2 separate regions of the Homo sapiens genome follow, and region 2 is linked to region 1. The links are chromatin loops, found by intact Hi-C in ENCODE. Cell type or tissue: heart left ventricle. All regions are shown on one strand. Links, peaks and the distances in the headings refer to the core of each region. The heading gives the core; the rest is flanking DNA. Region 1 overlaps LOC124904186 (a long non-coding RNA gene). Region 2 has its middle 200 kb from the start of LINC01755.

The links. A loop is a pair of places that touch in the nucleus more often than their neighbours do. Peaks named below come from ENCODE experiments on the same cell type or tissue, not always from the same donor. Only the 100,000 strongest peaks of a DNase experiment are listed, where the experiment ranks them.
Region 2: a loop joins it to region 1, with 2.4 times the contacts of the local background. A loop is called at or near these places in 1 of 110 quality-filtered maps.

Annotation. Positions count from the first base shown.
Region 1 is chr1:56,289,970-56,294,292 of GRCh38, forward strand. The region is part of intron 1 of LOC124904186 (a long non-coding RNA gene); the gene reads right to left. Among named protein-coding and RNA genes, the nearest start is that of LINC01767, 120 kb to the right of the region's middle. In heart left ventricle, for the core only: no CTCF peak of the experiment used is centred there; no DNase peak of the experiment used is centred there; H3K27ac peaks cover 650 bases.
Region 2 is chr1:56,146,573-56,150,971 of GRCh38, forward strand. No RefSeq gene overlaps it. Among named protein-coding and RNA genes, the nearest start is that of LINC01755, 200 kb to the left of the region's middle. In heart left ventricle, for the core only: a CTCF peak has its summit at 2,121 (motif pointing left); no DNase peak of the experiment used is centred there; H3K27ac peaks cover 285 bases.

The sequences.
Region 1 (4,323 bases), core at 324-4,323:
ATGACTAAGAAGATGTGTGGTTCATTTTTTATTAATAAACTTTATTTTTTGAGGAGTTTTAGGTTTACTGAAAAATATAGCAAAAACTACAAAGAATTACTGCAGACCTCTTTCCTTTCACACATAATTTGCCCTTTTATTAGCATCTTGCATTATTGTAGTGGGTTTGTTATAATTGGTGAGCTAATATTGACACATTGCTATTAACTAAAATCTGTAGTTTACATTAGGGTTCACTCTTAGTGTTGTGCATTCTATGGGCTTGGACAAATGTATAATGATATGTACCCACCATTATGATACTCTACAGAGTAGTTTCACTGTCCTTAAAATCCTGTGCTCTGCCTAATCATCCCTCCCTCTCCTTGAATCCCTGGCAACCACTGATCTCTTTATTGTCCCTACAGTTTTGCCTTTACTAGAAAATCATATAGTTGGAATTGTACCAGGTGTAATCTTTTCAGGCTGGCTTCTTTCACTTAGTAACATGCATTTAAGTAGTCTCCATGTCTTTTCCTTGGTTACATTTTTAAAAGGATAGGTACATTCATACCAAGTCAAATAAGGATACTCGAGGGAAGCTGAATAGAAGATCTTTACCTTGTCATTCTGGAGAAAGTTCTTTGAATCTTTGCCTTTGGAACTCTGCTTGCTATGTCATCCTCCACTAAAGTCCCACCCCTAAGGCTTCTTGCCTCTAATTAAGTGAGCCCTTTAAAATGCAAATGTTTCTGGGAGGTCACAGTTTAAATATTTCAGACCTGGGACATAACATTTTTCAGCTAGAAGAAGCTTTAGCGTCACCTGTTTCCAAACCCGTATTTAGAGATGGAAATCAAGAGAGTGGCCGTCCTGAGGAACACACAGTCAGAAATGAGTGAGTGACATGTGATTCATTTACCATGTCATTTGAATGCAGGTTAACCCATACACCATGAACTAAAAAAATAAAACACAAAGTTCAACAAAGTTCTTGTGAATTTCATCCAGAAACCTATACAGCGAAATCCTATTTGTTTATTTAATGTATGACTTTTATCCAAAATAACATTAAAGTACATCAGGACTATTCATTTTACCAACATATATTTACTGGGCACCTATAAAACGTATGATGATAAGTTAGGTGTGAAGGTATGCAGGTAAAAGTAATATGAGCTCAGCAAAAAGTAGGTATCCATGATGGCAGGCTTCCCCAAAGAAGTGACATTTGATCAGGCCTTTGAAGGATGCGCAGATATGTAGAGAAAGAAAGGGTGTGACAGTGAACCTGGGACAGTGTAAGTGGGCTGTTTCTTCAGGGATGGTGAGCCATTTTGCCTGGCTCGAAACAAGGCACACTGGGCTGTGGCAGAAGGAAGACTGGAGACTCCCAGTTATAAGTCAGGATGCAAGAAGACAGGGCTGGTGCTTCACCACCATTCCCAGGCCAGACTGCTCGACCAGGAACTCCTCCTAGAGCACAGCTCCATGAACACTTGCCAAAAGGCAGTCTGCAGTAGGTTCTTAGAGAATTCAAGGACTCCTCGCTTCCTCCCTTGGCTGCTGGTGTTCTCATTGTGCCCACTAAGGAACAAGTTTCCTTGCATTCCTGAAGATCAGACAATAGAATTCTTAAGAGAGGGTTTTCTCAGGAATGAGCCGTCCTGCGGCAGCCCTAATGCAGCCTGGGTGGTGGAGGGTGGGCTTTCCTTCCTGGAAATTCATCTCACTAACAAACTGCCTCCCCACCCTTCTTCCGCCCCTGCTCAATGCCCTGCACTTCCAGCTGCTGCTTTCTCTGCTTATGTAACAGCTTCCCAATGGCACTTTCAGCCAGGATGGGCCTCAAATGACTTTCTGCACTAAATCCCAGACCTTTGTGTAATGCAGTCATTTTGCAACCAGCCTCCCCAAGCTTGCCAGAGCAAAGAAGGCTCTAGGTCTGCAGTCCACCTCATTCAAGTAAACACCCAATCAAGTAAATTCCTGTCAAGGAAGAGTTGAGAGTGCCATTGACAAAGAAGGGGACTTGGAATAGTGATGACTGTGGGATGATCTCTCACCAGTCCCATCAGCACATATCTGGCTCCTGATTGCCTTCTCACCTCTGTGGATGACCACACAGAGACATACACATACACACACATGTGACACCTAGCCCTACGGTTCCCTGTGCTCTTATCATTATCTCCCTACTGCCAATCTTTCCCTCCATGTCCCCATTAATTCTTATGCCATCACGCACCTCAATACCACAATGACACAGTGGGGATGGAGTACACAAAAAGGGGCTATAAAATCAGACAGACAGGGATTGAATCACAGCTCTATTAACTATTGTACCACCTGTATAAACCCTTCTCCACCTCATTTTTCTCACCTGCAACCCAGAGATAAATAAAGCAAAGAGTTATGTTGACAATTAAAGGATATCACATATATAAACATTGTAGAATAGTAGCTGGCATGTAGTATAATCCCAGGCTATTTCCCTCCTTCTTTTTTCCTTAACAAATTAAATTTGATTGCATTCAAATAAGCACAGCATTGGACTGTCCCTTAGCGATGATAGAGAGGCAGTATGATAGGAAGAGCAAAGGCTCAGTAACAAATCCTGTCTCATATTGGGGGAATTTTCATTGCTAAGAACAGAAACCCAAACTCCAGCTGGATTGAAGGAAGAAAAAAATAATTTATTGGTTTGACAAAAACTGATCAATACCCTCAAAAGCTTGACTCCTTTTCTTTCCTTTTGTAATAGATCCTCATGTCTCCAAAGACCCAAATGCTGTACTCATCTCTTTCATACACACTCCAGAGTCTACCTTTCCTAGCCTGCCCTGCATCTAGGTGTGACCATGCTGTGGAATTTAAATTAAAGAGATAAGTGCAATTCTCAAGCCACTGTCTTTAAGAGGGAAGCTGATAGCTTTCCAGTTCTTCTTTTGCTCTTCCCATTGGCTGAGAAATGGGTCAGCTGGGACAATCACTATGAACCTACAGATGCCAAGCCATGTGTTGCAGATGGCAGACTTCTGGACTGTTATGTTAACAAAGACATGAACTTCTATCACATTTAAGTCCCTTTATTGAGGAGTCTGTTATAGCAGCATAGTCTCTAACTTACTAACACAATTCTTTCCAGTGGACTTGATCCAGAAGTTTCCAACAATGCCACCAAAGATGCAATTTCTTTCATTGTCTCTGGTCTGCCTTCTATGGTGTCTGCCTTATTCCAAGACTCTGCATGTTCTCGTCCCCCAACTGCTCTGTATGGCCCCAGCCTACCATAATCCCAGACCAAAAATTGCTTCAGGGGCTTCACTGATAGTAAGAAAAATTGCTGTAGTGGGTACAGACCTCAAATCCTCACATATCACACTCTTAGAAAAGGGTGACATTTTCTTCTATTGAAAAATATATTGAAATATTGCATTTAAAAATGGCAGTAGGGAGACCAGAAGACAGAATGATGGCCAGCAAACTGAAATGGCCCATAGTTGTTCATTTTCTTCTTTGAATGTCTTGATTAACTGTTGAGCTAGAACCATTATATCAAAATTTACACTGAGTACAACAATGGACTTTAGATTCAAGCTCTGATATTCAGTGTGTCCTTCCAGGGCCCTCTCAGGTTTCTACTGCGGGAGGCAAGGCACCTATTTCCCACACAATGTCCTACCAAGACACACAATGGTGTAAGCTAATGAAATTTCCCCAATGAAATTGAGTGCTGTTAGGAAGTAGAAATCAATGCTGGGAAGCTAAACAATGGCAAATGTCCACTCCATCACTGATGCTGCTATCGTCCCAACTTATAATTCCAACCAGAACCTCTCTCCTTTACCTCCTATGGAGCTGGGACTACAGTGAGGTAAGCAAGGCCCCCAGGGTACAATATTTAGGGAGACACTCATTCTCACATGCTAACCTGTGCTTACAGGACCCTGAGAGTGAGTGCCTCCTTAAATTTTGGTCCCTGTGTGCCTGCTTGCCTAACTCTAGTCCTGACACTTAACCCTCAGGCCTGTGTATTGGCCATTGATCCATAGGCCTCTCAAGTTCATCACGATTACAATGGATCCTACCACCTTCCACTGACAACCTTGTCCTCTTATACTCCCGATCACAGGGAATGACACCACCACTTACCACCTATCTGTTTGCTCCAGCCAGAATCCTAGAACTCATCTTTGACATGACTGTCTCTTCCCCTCCCTCCAGTGGATCACAATTCCTAATCACTCAACTCCATACATATCTCCAGAATTCACCAACCTCTCCAATCCTTACCACCCCTAGACATGAAACTAAGCTGCCATCATTTTTCCTCTGGACATC
Region 2 (4,399 bases), core at 255-4,254, 140 kb before region 1:
ATCTGAGCAGCAGAGAGAAGAGCAGGACTGCCCTATGTCCCATCAGAATGTTGCACTCTTAATAATATAGCCAGGGATCACATTAGCTAGTTGGCAGGCACAGAACACCATTGCCTCATACTGTCCGTTAAAACTCTTAAGATGTTTTTACAAGCTGCTGCAAAGACTGTTCTCCTCATCCTGTTCCTATCCTCTTGTTTACTTAGACTCAATTGCAGGGTTTAACATGTATTTCATTTATTCTAAAATTCCACAATTCTAAGTGCCCACCGTGTGCATTTCTGGGCATTCCATGAGCACATGGAGAATTCTAGGACAGGAGGAGCAAATTCAGCTACCTTGAGGAGCCAGGCAGGTAGGGACAGAAGTCATATAAATAAATGAAGATGGCCAGGTATAGTTCAAATTTGTGAGCTATGAAGTCTGGTTAAAGGAGAACTAGGCCTCATCTAAAGAAATAGCTTTATTCAGCCTCAGCTAGCCATTGCCATGCAAGAATCAAGTCCAGAGTTGCTAGATCTTATGATTTAAAAAAAAAAAAATCTGGAAATGTGGATGTTGATTGGAAATATCCAGTCTTTTAAATGTTGGCCACTAACTCTCAAAGTTCTAATACACTCTATTGGCCAAACAAAACACATCTGCAGGCTGAGTTCAGGCCATGAACTTCAAATTTACAAACTTTGCCCTGTGAGGATGAGGGAGTTGGGCAGCACTAGTTAATGAGACAAAAGTATAAAAATGACTCGTGTTATCTTGGAATTAATAGCACAACATTTATTTTTAATATTACCCTATTAATCATACGCTTGAACTTTTTAAAGCTGGAAAGAATCTCTGGGATTATATTGTTTAATCCTCTTGTTTTATAAAAAAGGAATCTATGATTCACAGAGGAGAAATGAGTTGGATTTTAATTAAATGAATCCAAATGAATTCATGAAATGAATAAAAAAATTCAAGTTCTTAGAAATTGAGGAGATAATTGGTACATTAGCTCCTCAAACCTTAGTCCATGGTTTCTCAATCTAAGCATTATTGACATTTTGGACTGGATAATTCTTTGTTGTGTGTGTGGGTGGGGTGGAGGGGGAAGAGTTGTTTTGTGCATTGTGGGATGTTTAGTACCATCCGTGGGCTCTACCTACTAGAAGTCAATAGCACACTCCTGCAAGTTATCAGTGGCAAATGAAGGCAAGAATGTTTTTAGATATTACAAAGTGTCCCTGAGGGACAAAATTGCCACTGCCCTTGAAAATCACTATACCCTCTTCCAATCCCTTTGTCTTATGGTTGAGAGGACTCAGAAAACTCGAGAGCTTTCCTCAAAGTCACATGGGGAATTATTGGCATTGCTGGTACCAACACTTGAATCTCATCTTAACTCCTTCTAGAGTGCCCTATTAACAAAAGCCTGCAAATATGAGCCACAATTTGATCAGTAAGTTTTGTAAAACTGCATATTTTAAATTAAGAGGCAGCATGGCATAATGGTGAAAAGCATGGATTCCATGACTGACAAATCTGCATTTGGTTCTCAGCTCTTCTACTTACTTGCTTTGTGACATTGACCAAATTAACCTCTCTGAATGTTTGTTTACCACCTCACCTGAAAAATGAGTGGTAAAATGTATATAGTGCTTGTCACAAGATAGGGATTCATCAAATGGAAGTTGTTGTTATTATTATTATTATTATTACTATTATTTAACTGGACCTGGAGTCAGTAAACTGTAGCCCACAAACTGAATTTGGCCTGCCTGTTTTTGAATAGCCTGTGAGCTAAGAAGTTTTACATTTTTAAACGGTTAAAAAATTTTAAAATAACAATGCCATTTTATGGTACATGAAAGTCATGTGAAATTCAAAGATCAGGGCTCATAACTAAAGTTTTATTGGAACACAGCCACGTATTCATATGCACGTAGTCCATGGTTGCTTTCATGTAAAAGCAGCAGAGTCAAGTTGTTGCAACAGAGATCAGCTGATGGGCAAAGACTAAAATATTTATTGCCTGGCCCTTTACAGAAAGATTACCAGTCTCTTAACTAAACCTGTAATCTCCAAGTAGAAAAGCAGGCAACCACAATTTGTGCAGAGCCCTCTGGTGTGCAGGAGGTAACATAGCAAAATAATTCATTTTTCCTTCTGATGCCCCTTGCAGTTCTAGCATCTATAACCATTGTATTTTACTCTGCTCACTTGAGACATTTCTTAGCATCTGTGTATATCCAGTATTTTCAGAAAACATAGGTTCCCAAGTTATCCGGGAAACATGAAAAAACTTTTTATAGATGTCCTCTCCTGAATAAATCTCATTGTAGAATTGCTACTTAAGGCAATTTTTTTTTCACAATCTGGAATATTTATCAAAAAGAAAGGAAATGGCTTGCTCAGTGTTAAGCCAAGCACATATTTTAAGTGTTGTATGATTTGGACAGGACAATAAAAAGGGATATCCGGTAAAAAGGAAGAATAGATAAGAACTATCTGCCAAAACTAAACTTTAAGAGATGTCGTCATGTTACCTCTTTTTTTAATACCTTGAACATCTTGGTTACAATTTAATCTTACTATAGCCTGAGATTTTAAATGCCAATACATGTTTATAGCCCTAGCCCTGACACTAAGTAGATTTGTGGTCTTCAGAATTCCTTTACAATTCAATACAATACATATATTGATTGTCTAATACATGCCAGGTGCTGTGATGGGCATTGGAAGTATGAAGATAAATTAAACATGGTTTTGCCCTAAAGGATTTCACTGAGGATCTGGTTAAGTCATCAAGCTTCTTTGAGTGCCACCTTCTCATCTGTAAGAGTGGGGCACGGAAATAAATATTTCATCTGCTCCAGAAACTTTTATTGAGCACGCTTGTCTTGCCATACACTCTAGGAGATATCAAGGAATGAAAATAGGACTGTATCACTATAACAATTCAATTACAAAGCATGCCTAGTCTCTGCCCTTCGAAGAGGTCACAATTATAATACAACATAATAAATGCAAAATGAATATGAGAAGCAAGTGAAAGGGAGCCACTATTTTTTCTTAAATAAGGGAGGACAGACTCCACAAAAGAATTAACATTAGAGTAAGTCTTAAATGATATTTTCATTTATGACATGGCATGTTGGGAGCTCCCATCACTAAAAGGGATAAACAAATTTAGAGACTGGGAAAGAAGACTGTGACCAACAAAATCAGCCCCTCGCCCAATGGACCTGGCAATTCAAAATCAAGTCAAATGGAGATGGGCAAGACTCAGTGTAATCTTAAGTTTAAAACCAGGGAGAATCTGATTCAAAGGAAAGAGGCGTCATGTGATTCACGCTTCAGAGCATTTGCTGTTCTTGGTTCTCAAGTACACTAAAACGACTCATTCTAAAGGAGATGATGGAAGTCAGGCACCAGTTTCCCCAAGGGAAAGGACATATTAGTACTAGGAATGAGTCAGGCCAACAGTCAAGTGCTCAGTTTTTAGGATTTCACTCTGGACCAGTAGGACAGAAACAGGTATCTAGGATCAGGATCAAGAGAGAGCAGTACCACATGCTCGCCGGTGTCTAGAAGAAGCTATCTATACACATGTAAAATTACAGATTAATTCAAGTCCTCATGTACATGTAGCAAGAGAGCTTTGTACAGCTTGTCACTCCTGAGGGAACATGATCTTGCAAGCCTGGGTATCATGGCAGGAAGCTCAGGCACTGAAGAAGCAGAGGGAGTTGGTCACAAAGAGAAAGAAGGATGAGAGGACTTTGTAAGTGGAAGCACAACATGCACAAAAGCACAATGGTGCACTTCTACTCTCAAACAGTCTCCATCTTCCCTTTCTTGCCCTCCAAGTTGCCATATGCAATTGTTTCTCCAATGCCAAAGAGAGAGCCCCATCATGACTCTCCATTTAGTGAGTCTTCAGTAGTTTGGCAAGAGAAGTAGGATTTGTACACACTGTTTTATGCTGTTCTCATTAAACTAAATTAAATCCCAAACTCTCAATCCCATTGCACAAGGCACAAAATAGAGCCAGACCTGCTTTCCTCAGAAAAAAACATCCCTTGACATTCGGACTTTTGAGGACTCTTCAAAAATTTTGGAAGCCTCTGCCTGACTCAGTGACCACATCTTTTCCCTGTTTCCCAATACAACATCATTCTACTCACTCCTTCATTTCCAAGGGTCCTCTATAAAGGTCTGTCCTACTGTGGCCAGTATGGAGCACACCTAGTCACAGCTAGTTATTGACCCCTGACGTTCACCCCACCGCTTCTCAGGGTACCCAGGTTTTACTAAGTTACCTGGTGTGCTGCACCAAAGCCTTCCTCTCTGCCCCACTCCCCCCCTTCCACCAGCCTCCAATCCACTCCTAGACCACAGTGCATTTGAGGGAAAT